2 separate regions of the Homo sapiens genome follow, and region 2 is linked to region 1. A link is a loop called in an ENCODE intact Hi-C map of the cell type or tissue named here. Cell type or tissue: dorsolateral prefrontal cortex. All regions are shown on one strand. Links, peaks and the distances in the headings refer to the core of each region. The heading gives the core; the rest is flanking DNA. Region 1 overlaps TSPAN5 (tetraspanin 5). Region 2 overlaps TSPAN5 (tetraspanin 5).

Region 1 (5,389 bases), core at 149-5,148:
AAGGCAGAGCTTTGTTGTTCACATTTCAGTGAATATTTGCTGAGCGGAGCCTCATGCTAGACAGGCCTTGGAGGCACGTCCTAAACAAGGAAAACACGCCCCCTGCCTCCCTCAATTGAAGATATTAGTCTCTTCAATCTCATTCAATTTTATTTCTCTGTGCTTAGCATTTAGAAGCAATTAAATATGTTTGTGGAATGAACAAACTAATTAACAGCATATTTAGAAAATCTCCCTGTAGTAAATATATTAAAGTTTTAGAAAATCATGATAATCTAAGTGAAATATTTTACAGATTATGGGGAAAACATGAGGGATGAAAATTTACCCTGCTCTGCTTTAGCTTTTGAAAAAGTCTGCTTATGAGCCACTCTCTTCATTGCTAATAATAACACCAGTGGGGGAAACTTGAAGAAAGAGGTATTTGTCACCAAATGGTAAGTTAGCAGCTTGTCTTGTTATCTGGGTTGGAACACAAAGTCATTAAGTGGCATTTGGACTAAATCTGATTGGAATTTAGAATCTACTTGGAGACAAACAAAATATACTTCTGCTTAGAAAAATTACATTTTCCACTTTAAGATGTTGTGGATTAGAAAATGATAAGAATTAATTTTAAGAGAACGCCTGTTTTTTGAAAGGATTGGTTATATGTTGGTGGAAATTCTTCAGGGAAGTGACATCTCTGGAGGGGGAAACACAAAAACAGCTCAATACAGTCAGTCAATTTATTCTACACTTAAGGAAAAAATAACTAAGTCTGCTTGCTGGTTTTCTGTGGGCTGTTAACAGCTGGTTGACTCAAATTTCTGCTTTCTACCAATTGTGAAAATTAAGCTTTAATTTAGAGGAGCACCTGGATGTTGAGACTCTGTCTGAAGATACAGGGGCTAAAAATGTTCAGATTCTGTCTGAAGATACAGGGGCTATGGCTTGTCTATGGTTACAGTTTTTGCAAATGCAGAAAAGCTTTTCGAGCCTACTTATGTTATGGAGTATTTCCAATAGTGGTTATTAAAGTAATTCAAGGAAAATCAGTAACTAATGATAATAAAAAAGTTGCCTTAAAATAGTGTTCAAGAAAATAGAGTGTGTATGTCATATTTTAGCACATAGAAAGGCTTAAACCCTCTTGTGAACTCCTACTTAACCATTTCTTTATTATACTCTTCTTACTCAGATTTATAAATTTTCCTTCCTTTCTGCAAAAAGACAGAGATAAATAAAGATACTAACTTTTCCCCGTCATTATATCACCCCATTACCCTGTTATGACAGTAATATTCATGTTGAATATCCGGTCATGTTTAGCCATTTGTATTGTGTTTAAAGTTATTTTTTATGATTTCCAAATTTGAAATACTGGAAAGGAAGATCCCAGCCTGATGGAAATTTTTACCAGAATAGTGATTCCTTTTTGCTGTAGAAAACATGGGAGGGAAATTGTCTTAGTGTCGTTACTGTCTAGTAATACTGTTTGAATTCTTGAAAGGCTTGTTTCCCACGGTGTTTTACTGCATTATATTCATGGAAGGGAACATGCAAGCCAGAGACAGTACAGGTTTTAGGCAAAGAGGCATGGGTTAGGATTCTGCTCTGCCACTCTGAAGGGAGTTATTTCTTCTGGCTTATTCTGTGTCTTTGTTATTTAAGTGAGGGCATTTACAGGACCTACATCATAGAGTGCTGGGAGATTAAACAAGAAGACATTCACAGGTTATGCCCTGCTGCTAAAGAAAAGGAATTACCATTTTCAATTTGTTGTCTAAAGACCATCTGAAAATCTTGCTGTCCCTCAGTTAGACTCTGGCCTATCCACAGTAGGTCAGCTTGCCCACATGGGTTTCAAGCAACTCCACTCTGCTCTGAGGCTCGCTAAGGGTGAACAGGTGATCATGAATGTGGAAGGCTGAAGAAGAAACTGGAAAAAGCTGAAACTGAATATCAGCATTTAGAAACTGCATTTGGAGTGCTGAGATAATAGAAAGCTTTCAAGGCACTTTGGAACTCTACATATGTTAATCAAGAGCCTCAAAAGCAGCCCATCGATTGGCAAACCAATCTCTTCAAGTGCCACCACATTAAAGTCCCTGGGGAAGCTGTGGATATTAGCTAGCAGCGGTGCACAAGCCGTTTACCCTCCCTTCGCTGCAACTTTAAAAACTTTTTGCCTAATAATCTCTGTTCTAAATTCAGTATGGATTTACTTAGCCAGCAGATTGAGATCCAGGGGGACAGTGTGAGACTTGGAAGAGTTTTATATTTACAGGAAAGTTGCAAAGATAGTACAGTTTCCATTTACTGTGCACCCATTTTCCCCTGTTACTAACACCTTATGTTAGAAATGCTTGTTCCCTGGTGCTGCAGAGAAATAAATGTATGAGCATTCGAACATACATTTAATAAAAATGGCCTTGCTAAGATGATTAAATTTATGTTCGAGTGCTGTTTCTTTGCGTCACCGGGGAACAAGTATTTCTAACACCTTACATGTTAATATACTGCATTTGTTACAACTAATGAGCCAATATTGATATATTATTATTAACTAAAGTTTGTACCTTATTCAGACTTCCTTAGGTTTTACCTAATGTCCTTTTCTGTTCCAGGATCTCACCCTGGGCACTACATTACGTTGTTCATGGTTTCTTAGGCACCTCTTGGCTGTGACAGTTTCGTAGACCTTTTTGTTTTTGATGATCTTGACAGTTTTGAGGAATAGTGTTTAGGTATTTTGTGGAATGTTCCTCAGATTTGTCTGTTGTTTTTCTCATGATTAGACTAGGGGAAGACCCACAGAGGTTAAGTGCCATTTTTGTTGTATCAGGGGTACATCCTGTCAACATGACTTATCACTGATGTGATCATGTCAACATAATCTTGATCACGTGGCCGATGCAATCCGCTGCCAGATTTCTCCACTGTAAAGTGACTCGGCCCACCTCCTTTGGAAGGAGGCCACTACGTACAGCCCTTGCATAAGGAATGGGGAATTTTGCCCTTCCCAGTTGTGGGCAGAATATTTACATAAATTATTTGGAATTCTCAGTTGTATTTCTAAGTGTGTGATTTTAAAAACTACTTGGATGTTAAAATGGTTACTGTTGTATTCATTATTGAGTGAATACTTACAAATGTGGTCTGATGAACATTTTATTCTACCTAAGGGAAAAAAACAGCTTCCCAAATTGCAGCCACCCTGCCTAGTTCAGAGACTGTAGAATTTGTATTCCTCCCCGAGTGTGTTCTTAGTAGCACGCCAGAAGTGCCAGATGCTACCCTCTCTTTTTCTGTGTCATGATTTAATACCATTTGTGCATTTTCTTCTGCTTCAGTTGATTTAGTGTCATTTTTGGAGACCACAGACCTATTTGTATTTTATATGTTACTATACAGTGTGTATTCTGTTTAGAAAAATAAAAACGCTAGTATGATAAAATGTACTATTTTATTATCTTTATTTTTAAAGTGTTACTATCAAAGACATCCTTTGGTGTCTCATAATTGGCTTTGACTTTGTTGCTCTCAATAAGAGTATATGATTCCAGATTTTCTGTTTAGTCAATGTTTAAACTACTTCATGTTTAACATTTATGCACATTATAATACAATGTGGTAATAAGGGTCATTTGGCTTCTTGGCTCTTTCAAAATATTGGTATAATTTTTAACAAATTTATTTTGAAATAATCATTTCACTTTTTGATGAGTATAAACTTGGTGAGAATTAGAAACTTCTTCAAAATATAGAAGTCTATTTTCCTTATCTTTGGCAAAGAATGATAATAATTGGACTTCAAAAGACCCAGCCCAGTAGTCCCCACTGCTAAAAATGAATAATGGCCTATCTCAATCCACAGAAGGAAAATAAAATGGGCTAATAGAAACTTTTTCAGTTTCATGTTTTTCTCCTGTCAACATTTCATAAGTGTTTGGCATTTGCTACCACATCTCTTTTGGTGAGTATTAGTGAAAATGAATGAATAAGTAGTAAAAGAATGTTAACAGAAAAATTTGGACACAACCAGTTAGTTTAATAACTCTATTATTTTATTGAGAACACGCAAGTTTAGGGTATGGTGTTTTTTTATTCTTTCTTAGGGTTGAAATAATCTCCCCTGCCAGGTACGTATAAGCTATGGTTTTAGATGGCATTCATATACTGCCATTTCTGCCAGAAAAATTATTCCTCGTTCATAAAAAGAAGCAAAGTATCTCAGTGTTTCATATTTTTCCTCAATAGGCAGCTCTGCTTCCCAGTGCTTTATCATCAGAGCAAGTTTGAAACCCACCACGTGGGTGAATGAGATGCAGTTAGGGAGTCTCTGGGAGCTTCCTGAGACAGGAAAGCATGGGTCATCCTAAAGTTGTATAACAATCATCTGTGTATCCTTCTACAGGAAGGATGGAATTGACTTTTCCACCCACAGATTTGGCATAAAATGTCTCTGCATCTGGGGCCAAGACAGTGTGTAAGGATTGTGAAGTCCCAGTGGTTTGGGTAGTAGGTGAAGATGCCAGTTCAGTGCTGAAGAGCCATTCCTACCTGTGTGTGTGTGTGTGTGTGTGTGGGGGTGCTGTGTGTGTGGGGGTGTGTGCTGTGCACGTGTGTGTGTGCGCACGCACGTGTGTGTGCGCGCGCGTGTGTGGAGTGATTTTTCAGTCTTTTTGCAGGGAGGAGAAAAGAATGAATTAGTAGCTTTGCTTTTGCTAAGGATATCCTAACAGTGTGGTGGATCCTTTTTGTTTAACAGGGTAGGTCAGATTACTGAGGAGCTGTTGGTTTATTGTTTTGTCATTAGTGCCATGAAGCTGCTACCGCTGGTTGTGGGTAAAGCAAGGCACATGAAAGCAGTCTGAAAATTTGTATTCAAGCTAATTTTTAATTTTTAACTACTTGTTTACTTATTTCTATATTTACCCTTTTAGCATAATACCTGAAAACTTAAGGGGTTGGGAAATATCATTCATACAGCCAATTTTTTTTAATACCTTCTGTATTCAAGGCACTGTGCTGGGGAAACACAAGTGGATAAGATGGACATGGTCTCCATTCTCATGATGCATACAGCCTACTAGGGGAGACAGCTGAAAAACAACTACAGATATAATTAGAAGGAATAATTTCAGGAAGTGTGGTTAGTAATATGAGGGGGGAATAAATTCGCAAAGGTGGCCAGAAAAGACTTTACTGAGTTATCATCTCAAACAAACCCTTAGGGTAGGAGTACCCTGTCTTTATAAAGGAGAGAAGAAAGAGATGCAATTAGCAGGATGATTGACGTCAAAAATTGCTTGATATAGTCAAGGAATAGAAAGTAGGCCTGTGTGACTGGAGAGAGTGGTATGATGTGAAATTGGAGAGTTGGTAGAAAGGAGAGCACAGAGAT
Region 2 (5,389 bases), core at 74-5,073, 85 kb after region 1:
TTAAGAGCTGGACTCTTCATGTTGTTGGTGTGATACTTTCCAAAGAGCACATAGTTGAAACAAATTAAAGAAGACCTAAGTAAATATAAAGATATCCTGTGTTCACAATTGCAAAACTTCATATTATTAAGGTAACAACACTCATCAAGTTGATCTACAGATTCAGTGTAATCCCTATCAAAATTGTAACCACCTTTTTAGCAAAAATGGACAAGCTGATCCTAAAATTCATATGGAAAAGCAAGGGACCCATAATAGCCAAAACAAATTTGCAAAAGTAAAACAAAGTTGGAGAATTCACACTACCCAGTTCAAAACTTAGTACAAAGCTATATAGTAATCAACATAGTGTGTACTTGAGTAAGATTAGCCATATAGAGAAGTGGAATAAAATTGAAAAATCAAGAAATAAAACCAGGCCAGGTGTGGTAGCTCATGGATGTAATCCCAGCACTTTGAGAGACCAAGGCAGGAGGATGGCTTGAGCCCAGGAGTTCAAGACCAGCCTGAGCAACATAGCAAGTCCTTGTCTCTACAAAAAGTAAAAATAAAAAAATTAGCCAAATGTAATGGCACATGCCTGTGGTCCTAGCTACTCAGCAGGCTGAAGTGGGAGGATTGCTTGAGCCCAGAAGGTTGAAGCTGCAGTGAGTCGTGATTATGCAACTGCACTCTAACCTGGGTGACAGAGCAAGACCTTGTCTCAAAAAAATAAGAAAAAAATATATATGATTAAAAAGAAGAAATAAGGCCGGGTGCAGTGGCTCATGCCTGTAATTCCAGAACTTTGGGAGGCTGAGTCAGGTGGATCACTTGAGCTCAGGAGTTTCAAAACAGCCTGGGCAACATGACAAAACCCTGTCTCTACAAAATATACAAAAGTTAGCTGGGCATGATGGCGCATGCCTGTGGTCCCAGCTACTTGGGGGGCTGAGGAGGGAGGATCACTTGAGCCTGGGAGGTTGCAGTGAGCTGAGATCATGCCATTGCACTCCAGCCTGGGTGACAGAGCAAGATCCTATCTCAAAAAAGAAGATGAAATAAGCTCGTACGTATATGGTCAGTTGATTTTTGACAAGGGAACCAAAACCATTCAATAGGGAAAGAGCAGTCATTTCAACAAATGGTACTGGGAAAACTAGATATGCAAAATAATGAATTTAGACTAACTCACACCATATGTAAAAATTAACTCAAAATAAAGCAAAGACCTAAATATAAGAGCTAATGCTATAGAACTCCAGAAGAAAACATAGGCATAAATATTTGTGACTTTGGATTAAGCAGTGTCTTCTTAGATATGACATCAAAAGCATAAGCAATGAAACAAATGTAAATAAATTGGACTTCAAAATTTAAAACTGTGCTGAAAATGATACCATCAAGACAGTGAAAAGATAACTCCTAGTATCTAGAAAAATAAAGAACTTTAAAAAGTCAACAATAAAAAGACAAACAACTTAAAAATGGGCAGCCAGGCATGGTGACTTGTCCCTGTAATCCCAGCTGCTTGGGAAGCAGAGGCAGGAGCCTGCACTGAGCTATGATCACGCCACTGTACTCCAGCCTGGGCAACAGAGCAAAACCCAGTCCCTTAAATTATTAAAAAACAAACAAACAAACAAAAATACGGGCAGAGGATCTGAACAGACATTTCTCTAAAGATTAAAATTGCTAATAAAGGCCGAGGCGGGTGGATCATGAGGTCAGGAGATCGAGACCATCCTGGCTAACAAGGTGAAACCCCGTCTCTACTAAAAATACAAAAAATTAGCCGGGCGCGGTGGCGGGCGCCTGTAGTCCCAGCTACTCGGGAGGCTGAGGCAGGAGAATGGCGTGAACCCGGGAAGCGGAGCTTGCAGTGAGCCGAGATTGCGCCACTGCAGTCCGCAGTCCGGCCTGGGCGACAGAGCGAGACTCCGTCTCAAAAAAAAAAAAAAAAAATGGCTAATAAGCACATGAAAAGATGCCAACGTCAGTAGTCATTAAGGAAATGCAATTCAAAGCCACATATTTCATACTCGTTAAAGCGGTTAGAATAAAAAAGACAGACAATAACAAGTATCGGCAAGGATGTGGAGAAAACGAAACCCTCATATGTTGCTAATGGAAATGAAAATGTTGCAACCTCTTTGGGAAACAATTTAGCAGTTTCTCAAAAGTTAAATATAGTGCTACCATATGAGTCAGCAATTCTACTCCTAGAGGAGTACCCAAAAGAATTGAGAAAGTGTTTACCCAAAAACTTGTATGCTCATGTTCATAGCAGAATTATTCATAATTGCCAAAATGTGAGAGCAATGCAAATACACATCAACTGAGGAGTAGATAAACAAAATGGGGCATATCCATGCCATGGAATATCATTCAACCATCAAAAGGAATAAATTAATAGCACATGTATATGAACCTTGAAAATATTTTGCTACATGAAAAAGACAGCCACAAAAGCCCCATATTATATGATTCCCTTGATATGAAATGTCCAGAAGAGGCAAATCCACAGAGGCAGGAAGTAGATTAGTGGTTGCTAGGTCTGTAGGGATGGTGGGATGGGAATGACTGCTCACAGGTACAGGGTTTCTTTTTGGGGTAATGAAATGTTCTGTGATTAGATAGTGGTGATAGTTGCATAGCTTTGTGAATATACTAAAAGCCCCTGAATTATACACATTTCAAGGATGCTTTTTACCACATATGAATTACATCTTAAATTTCAAAAATCAATGATTTAAAAAAATGGGACACAGTGGCCAGGGAAACAAGTTACAAGTGTCACTGTTTCACTCACATTTTCTTCCTTTCTCAGATATTTGGGATATGCCTGGCCCAGAATTTGGTTAGCGATATCGAAGCTGTCAGGGCGAGCTGGTAGACCCCCTGCAACCGCTGCTGCAAGACACTGGACAGACCCAGCTTTCGGGACCCTCCCGCGTGCCGAACTGATCTTCGAGCTGCATGGACCTAATCACAGATGCAGCCTGCAGTCTCGCCTAATGGAGCTGCCATTAGGGGAGTGTAAAACTGGGAAATGCTGCTCACTGACAGAATTAAAAAAAAAAATAACCAGTATGAAAGTCGTTGCGCCGTGAATCTCTACTGTAGCCATGAATTTATGGACAGTTAGATGCTTACCAAAAAAGAAAAAAAGGGAGGGTAGGGGACCCAGATGTACTTGAATGTGCAGAAAATACATTCTTGTCCTCATCTTCCGTAATTGGAGGGCTGGGAGAGGCAGCTTTGCTCTTCACCACACCTTGGACGGACCACCTTCTTTCTGTTCCATGGCCTGAAGGAGTGCATCTCCTCAAAGACTCAGCCCCTCACCTGGGAGGGCAGTGGTTTGTGGGCATCCCTCCATGTACATTTTAGGAAACACTTGCAACTCTCATCTGAAGAAGAAAACAACTCATCTTTGGGTTCAGATTTTGTGATGGTATTCAGCAAGTCACTTGGGCGAGCACACTTGGTCTATCCTGGAAAGTCTCCTTATAAGAGAAGTTGTGTATTTCATGTGCACCGAGCAAGGGCATTGGAAGACGTCATGAGGCTGTATTTTAGCAGGACTGATCGTTTTTCTAAGTAGACCTGAGCTTTGTTTATCAGTGAAATTCAAGGAGAAAATGAGGTTAATGAAGAGGTATCAGTTAAATATCCCCTTCTTCTCACCCTGCCAAAATTAGCAGTTGGATTTTTGGAAACTCTGGAATATTCTGGGTCATTTTGTTTTGTATGTTTGTTGTTTTTCGTCTTCCAAAGGTGAAAGCTATGATACAGTTCCACTTAAATTTTAGTGTTTTCTTACTCAGCTCAAGCATTAATTTTTGATTAAGTCTTAATCTGCATGACCTGTGAATCTGAATCCATCATCTCCCTTTCCTGCCAGCTTTTCTACAAACATTGAAATATGTTATTTGGTCAGCACTTATTTCCTAGGTTCACAGCCTTGGGAGGTTGTGGCATGTCCTCCCAGTCTGGCTGGGAAGAGACCAGCTGTACCATCCAAATGCTTCCCTGGTCTTGATGATCTCTTCCAGAGTCGATCTGAGTGGCCTTTTCTGCACCCTCCCCTTCTTTCTCTTTGAATGGAATTAAACCCAATTTGGAAACAACATTGACCCAGTCAAAAGCTTCTAATGGTTTCTTTTTCTTCCTCCAGTTTTAGTTTGCTTTTATTAAAAAAAGAAAATAGTGCATGGCCATAGCTCCTTCAGTTCTCTTATTGCAGACTAACCATCAGGATGGTATCAAAGCACAAATACTTTGGAGGGGAATGCGTTGAACTGGGGCAAGTACTCTGTAACACAAAGTGGGAAACCACTTCCTGGTGCTGCCGCTCCTGCCCCCACTTTAGGTGGGAGGGACGAGTTTTGCCCTCTAGATTTTAATCCAGCTGGTGTCCACCGGATGTTGCCCTCCTGGGGAGCAGATATCAGTCTGTGGAACTCTGGGAAAACCACAGGCACATTTTTCGGTGCGGACAGATTTGCCAGCACATAACTGGGCAGCCAGCTAGAATACTTTGTGGAAATTAAGCGAGGTTTTCCATTTCAGCCCCATGGTGCATGGTGGTGGCCGATGAATGTGTCAGTCTGCTCAGAGAAAGGACAAAAAGGAAATTATTTTCAAAACTGTGTTCACTGTTTGGGTGTGTGTATGGCTCTGCATGTGTGTGTTTTTGTCTCTGTATAGGTAGAGGTATTCACATCTTACTCCGACTGTAAGGTTGTCTTACTTCATCTCTGCCCCCACCACAGTTGCCATTTTGTAATGTCCTTCCAACATGGAGAAGACACGAGCTCTCTCCAGTTGGCATCATTTGTCTTTTTTGTTGATTGCCTCATTCTCCAGTGAACTCCATCTGGCCAATTGATTCAGAATCAGGCAAGATCCCTGCCCTTTGGCACATCCACTGAAAGGCCAAACAGCAAGTCCGAGTGAGTTTTAAATATTAATTAATCACCCTTTATTTTTTACACTTGAGAGTGATTGTAATAAAGGCTGTCATTAATAAACTTGGTTCTACCTTACATGGTGTGTCTTTCTTCATTACTTCTTTCTTGAAATTGTGAAATTTTCGAATCCAGTGGTTCTCAAACTTTAGCAGGTGTCAGAATCACTGGGAGGACTTGTTAAAACACATGAATGCATTTGCTCCGTGCCCATAATTTCTAACTTAGTAGGTCTGGGGTGGGGCTGGAGAATTTGTATTCTGATAAGATCGTAGGTGATGCTGTTTGCGGCTTGTTTGGGGACTACACTTTGAGAAGCATTGTTCTGATCCAGTTTTCTAGGAGGGGAAACAGAAAGGTAAGATTTTGTAGTTGGGAAGGGAAAGGTTCCTTTGTACTTAAAAATGCTGACTGACAAGACACAGAGGCCAGAGCCT

The links. Hi-C counts contacts between places; a loop is a spot of excess contacts. Peaks named below come from ENCODE experiments on the same cell type or tissue, not always from the same donor. Only the 100,000 strongest peaks of a DNase experiment are listed, where the experiment ranks them.
Region 2: it touches region 1 in a loop (4-fold over the local background); 8 of 110 quality-filtered maps call a loop at or near these places.

What each region holds. Positions count from the first base shown.
Region 1 is chr4:98,555,223-98,560,611 of GRCh38, reverse strand. All of the region lies in intron 1 of TSPAN5 (tetraspanin 5), which reads left to right. Among named protein-coding and RNA genes, the nearest start is that of TSPAN5, 100 kb to the left of the region's middle. In dorsolateral prefrontal cortex, for the core only: no CTCF peak of the experiment used is centred there; no DNase peak of the experiment used is centred there; H3K4me3 peaks cover 432 bases; H3K27ac peaks cover 4,768 bases.
Region 2 is chr4:98,470,008-98,475,396 of GRCh38, reverse strand. TSPAN5 (tetraspanin 5) reads left to right here. Exons shown (of 8, transcript NM_005723.4): 8 at 2,810-5,030. The coding sequence ends at 2,875. Among named protein-coding and RNA genes, the nearest start is that of TSPAN5, 190 kb to the left of the region's middle. In dorsolateral prefrontal cortex, for the core only: no CTCF peak of the experiment used is centred there; no DNase peak of the experiment used is centred there; H3K27ac peaks cover 904 bases.